2 separate regions of the Homo sapiens genome follow, and region 1 is linked to region 2. The links are chromatin contacts, found by POLR2A ChIA-PET in ENCODE. All regions are on one chromosome and are shown on one strand. The core of a region is the stretch at or near the end of the contact, and the rest is flanking DNA. Distances in the headings are between cores, read along the strand shown. Region 1 holds the start of SNHG14 (small nucleolar RNA host gene 14). Region 2 holds the start of SNURF (SNRPN upstream open reading frame).

The links. ChIA-PET counts read pairs that join two places held with the same protein, here RNA polymerase II (POLR2A).
Region 1: POLR2A ChIA-PET joins it to region 2 with 11 read pairs in WTC11. The contact joins the promoter of SNHG14 here to the promoter of SNURF in region 2. POLR2A ChIA-PET finds 5 or more read pairs at or near these places in 3 of 52 experiments (IMR-90 and WTC11).

The regions. Positions count from the first base shown.
Region 1 is chr15:24,822,355-24,825,054 of GRCh38, reverse strand. It overlaps SNHG14 (small nucleolar RNA host gene 14), which reads right to left and starts at 1,447. Exons shown (of 148, transcript NR_146177.1): 1 at 1,232-1,447. It also overlaps a transcript of SNRPN not described here.
Region 2 is chr15:24,953,690-24,956,389 of GRCh38, reverse strand. It overlaps SNURF (SNRPN upstream open reading frame), which reads right to left and starts at 1,403. Exons shown (of 3, transcript NM_001394334.1): 1 at 1,328-1,403. The coding sequence starts at 1,341. It overlaps SNRPN (small nuclear ribonucleoprotein polypeptide N), which reads right to left and starts at 1,403. Exons shown (of 10, transcript NM_003097.6): 1 at 1,328-1,403. All of the region lies in intron 4 of SNHG14 (small nucleolar RNA host gene 14), which reads right to left. RefSeq lists enhancers at 1-32, 1-422, 423-988.

The DNA.
Region 1 (2,700 bases), core at 198-2,697, 130 kb after region 2:
CTTAAATAAGTGCCCCCCAGAATCGCTTTTAGACCATAAGATTGAGGATTTCATTACTTGTATAACAGCCATTTGCTATTGAATCTCATAGATCCACCCTGCAGGAATGAGTCCTTCATTAGAGAATGTGTTTCTCTCAATTCAATCCTGTTGGCATTTGCACAATTCGTATTGCAGAACCTAAACAATTCCTAGCCTGCTTTTTGGACTCCTAAGTTGTTTCTTCAAGAGGAAGTTAGTGTTTAACCTAGGGTGAGGAATCCTATCTTTACTTGCCATCTAGTCTCATACAAACGATATATGAGGAGTGTCAAAGGTTCAGCCTAAAACAATGGACATTAATGGAGCACGTAAAACCTAAAAAGTAGGTAAACTATTGACTAAGTCAATAAAAATGAACATATAAAAATTAAAAAAGTAGTTTGCTCATTGATATAGAAGAAATAAAGATTGTAATTCCCTTTCTACAAGATGATACTATTAAAATATATGCTGCTTGAAGATGTATGACATTTCCTGAGTGGCATTTTTATTTCAGTGCAAACTAATCACTCATAAAGGAGTAAGAAAATAATACATCTCTGTATTATGGATTTTCTGTAGGAAGGCAAGTCAAGCAGCCATTTACAAAACCAAAGTGAAAATACTCAAATATGCAAGCCAATGTCTATAGCTTTTGGGTAAGGAGAAAAACAAACAATATGACGACACTCATTTGCACGGTAGCAAAGTAGCTGTCTCTGCATTCAGAATGGGACTCTCAGTGTTCTGTCTACACAAATTAATTCCTTGTGCACCTTCCACAATAAGAACAAACTAAGCCACGTAATTTAAACTATCATAGCTTCTTTAAGCCTGCGATTGTAAGTAAATTTTGTCCTGTGGCTCTCAGGAAAGTCTCTGACCCTCTCCTTTTCAACCAGTCGTATTTCATAGCAAATTTCTGGAAAACACTAAAACAGAGAATATGTAACATTTGTCTTTCTTAATAAAGTGCTATTTTCATTTAATTACTAAAGAAAGATGATTGAACAGATGAAAATAATTAAATATGTATTTCGAAAAATGATTATGATAGCATTTTAAAATACAGGAATGAAAGGCATTAATATACAATACAAAATATGAATTGGTTTTAAATGATGTTTATGTGATTAAAAGAAAGACAATCGCATGCAAGTTTTAAAGATATCTGCACCCCCACCTCCAAAAAAGCAATATGAAATGTTACCAGGAAGGTGTCATTGATCAGCGACCACAGTTACTGTAGAGAAAAGCCTTTCTTATGCAAAAAGGCCGCATTCCTCAAATAGCCCCAGAGAGAGGGCAGGGGGCAGCTGACCTTGCCCCCGCAAACCACACAGAAGGCTCTGAGCTCAGCTACAGTGGCTGCGGCCAGCCCTTGGTGGGCGTGGTCTGCAGCAGGAGGACCGCATTCGAGGTCGGCGCAGGAGGACAACTGCGCTTGCGCAGGAGGCACCCAGGGATGACTGACAGCTCTCTGCCACCTCTGGCTGTTGCTGGAGGAGTACAAAGTACCCCAGGTTCCAAAAACCAGGCAACCATAATGAGGAGCCTTGACATCTAATTTATTTCACTGGGACTGGACTAAACAAATAAAGCGGGGAGCAGTGTTCGGGGATTGTCAAGATTCAAGAGAACATTAGAGACATAAGCAACAACAGCAATGTTCTAAAGTTCTAAATCCTTTTATTTCAAGGTACAGCTGGGAATATTGGTGTAGGAGCAAAGTATCCAGGATTTACTAGCCTCTTTCTTCCTTTTAGAACACCACAGTAGATAGGCTAAAGGGCTGTGGATGGAAAATTCTTGTATTAAATGAAGACTCTTAGTAATTAAGACAATGTAATATTTGCACAGATAGAAAGGTGAACCAATGAAATAAAGGAAAGCTCAAAACAGACAAAATAATATAAATGCAAATAATTAATAAGAGCAGTTATTAGTAGAAAGATGGCTTTTACAATCAATGTTCTAGGAAATTAATGTTCATTGGGGGAAGTTAAATGTACCTTTAACTTCACATTACACATAAAATTAATTGCAGGTGCATCATAGACCCAAATATAAATACCTTTTAATACAGTATTTACAACCTATGTTAGGAAAATATCTTCATGACTATAGGCTAGCATAAGATTTATTAAATTAGACCTACAATGTATTCACAATTTAACAGAAAAACATTTTCTAACATAGTTTATGTGAGCAAGGACTATGGAGACAGCCCTTTTTTTGCAGGGCTTTAGCTCAAATTCAGAACTTGTACTTAGGAGTGGTAATAGAACCTACCTTTTGATATTTTGGGAGAAATGAATGAACTAATGATACATAATGCCTGTAGATAAATATCAGGTCTATACTAATCACAACATCAGTATGCTAATATTGACAGTGTTTTCTAAGTAATTTAAATATATTTTTTGTATCAATTGTAAAATACATCATTATTTTACGCCATAGTAAAGGAATAAAATCATTGACAAGATATGGTACAAATACTTCCTACACCTTATAATTTTTACCTCACAATTAATGACAATAACTCTTTTCGACATATATAAATGTGGATATTTGTTTTATATCACTCCAATGAGATGCAAATATAAGCAAATCACGTTAAAAAAGGTATTGCTGCTCGGCGCGGTGGCTCACACTTGTAATCCCAGCACTTTGGGA
Region 2 (2,700 bases), core at 154-2,653:
TGGCGGCTCTACAGGGAGGAAGCGGCCACCCCCCCGCTGAAGCGCTTGCGCAGATCTAAGCCGCTGCAGCGGCGGCCATCTTGAAGGAGCTGCACAATGGCAGTGACGCAACACAGACCCCCAGGTTATTTCGACATAGCCTTCCAAGACCTGGTTCCCAACAGAGAGAAACAATGAAAAAAAAGTAACCCCCAGGCATCACCTGGCCTATCAGTCAAAAGATCTGTAAATGCAAGTTCTGCACATCATTCCAGTCTTCTTATGCCATAGCCTCTAAAGCGAGGGTTCCTAAAGGGTACGCAAGGATTCCACGCATTTCTGCAGCCCCTGCGGCAGTGTAGGCATTGCGCAGTTTTAATAAAAAAGCACCACCACCACAGTAGGCAAACCAGATGACCATCGCAGGTCACAGGAAAATTAAAGGCTGCGGACTGTGCTACTGCCCCTTCTGATGCCCCCTCCTCTACACAGCAATCATTCAGCGTCCCTTAGTCACTCCGGACAGCGACAGGCCCCGCGGCCGCCATGCCCACCGCCTCCATGCCATGCCCACCGCCGCCATGCCTACCGCCGCCAAAGTCCACCACCGCCATGCCTACCCGCTGCCAATGCCCACCGCCGCCAATACCCACTGTCGCCGCCTTCCCCCTACCTCCCAGCCACTTCCTACGGACTCTCCCCGCGCCGCGACCACCAACACAACCCCCACCACTGTCACACCGACTCATCCCCCTGGTCCACTGCCATAGCCTCCTCGCCTCGGTCACTGCGACGAATTCCCCCCCCAGTCGCCCCACGTACCCTGCTCCACCACGCAGTGGTCACTATTATACACCTACCTGCGCTCAACACCCCCTAAATACCGATCACTTCACGTACCTTCGCCCCGCCACAATCACTCCAATATACCTACCTCCGCCTAAAATCCCTATGCACTGGTCCCCCCACGTACCCTCGCCACACGGAACTGCAATCACCCTGATGTACCCACCTCCACCCATGTCCCTTGCCCACTGCGGTTACCCCGCATGCTCCCAGTCACCACCGCCCTTCCCACCGCAGACACCCGCAATAGGACCTGTCGCGACACCACAGTTGGGGGCGGATGGGGGACGCGCCCCAATGCGAGCGGACAGGATACCATCGGGGCAGAACGGCACAACAGCAAGCCTCTGAACATTCCGGATCTGGTTCTCCAGAACAAAGGACTTTAGGGCCCAAATTCCGTTTATTCAGTACTCCAAGTCCTAAAAACTTGGAATATCTGATGAATAAAAGTGGCCGCTCCCCAGGCTGTCTCTTGAGAGAAGCCACCGGCACAGCTGACCTTGCCCGCTCCATCGCGTCACTGACCGCTCCTCAGACAGATGCGTCAGGCATCTCCGGCGGCCGCTCCACTCTGCGCCAGACTCGCTGCAGCAGCGGCAGGCTTCGCACACATCCCCGCCTGAGCATGCGCGCCAGCCTGCCTCTGCGGCCGCGCAGGCGTGCTTGTTTGCCGCAGTGCAGGGGTCCCAGCTCCCTCCCTCACCGGAATGACCTGGGGGGAGGGGGCTACTGGACCCCTAGGGCCCCACAGCACTGTTGCAATGAGAGGGGGCCTCTAGAAACCATAAGCAACCTGGGATCAATGGACATGTCTACCTGTTTTTTAAAATGTGTAAAATACTAAAGAAATAATTCTTGGTTCTACAATAAATTTTTGCACACACCACTGGCCAAACAATCCTAATTTACACTCACCCTCAGGTCTTCCTATGTGCGGTACAAAAAAGCTGGTTTGGAAAAGTTAAATGCGCCATAACCACAATCAATGCAAATACGCCAGACTTGAAATCCTTCCAAAAGAAAATATCCCTAACTCTAAAAGCATGCTACATTGTTCAAATTTGGTGCGATTTTTCTACCCTTTTTCTACTTTCTACATTTTGAGGGGGTAAATTGTGAAAATTATCTCCCCCAAAATCACAATATAATTAAACTCTCCTATACGGAATGGATAGATCATTCAACTCAAAAACACTGGCTATTCAATTTTTGTAAAACAAAAATATGAACTTAGACCCCCACCTAAGATCTAAGTAGGAGAGCCTTTCTTTGCCTATTAGAATTGGATACATTAAAATTTTTACCAATAATCAATGATAGCTGGAGTGGGGAGAAACAGGCACTTTTATATAATACTAATGGACAAGTAAACATTATTTACGACATAATATTCTATCTGCAGAAATAACGGAAGCATCAGTAACTCCAAAATTTAGACGCTGATGTAGCTTGGGAAAAGACACTGCAGAAAAGAAGAAAATAATCCTGAAACTGCATCTGCATAGTTTTTACACACATTTGCCCTTTCTCAATTGCCCATTATCGAAGAAGGGAGGGTGATGTGAGTGGAGGTTGACTAAATGGTTAAATCCCCTCCCAAGCCCTGTAAGCTACTGCTCAGTTCCCAATGATCCTACATTAAAACAGGTGCGCAGAGGCTTATCAATGCTGACTTCTATCGTAACAAAATCTCAGAAACTGTGTAATGTTCCTCACAGAGAACAGATAGGCTAACTAAATAAACGTATATATAAATAATAACATGCAATATGGCTGATGGAAAAAATGATGTATTAGGCTGAATCATATAAAATTGTCAATATTGAATTGTTTTGACCTACAAAAACATTGCAATTTCTAATAGTTCATTGA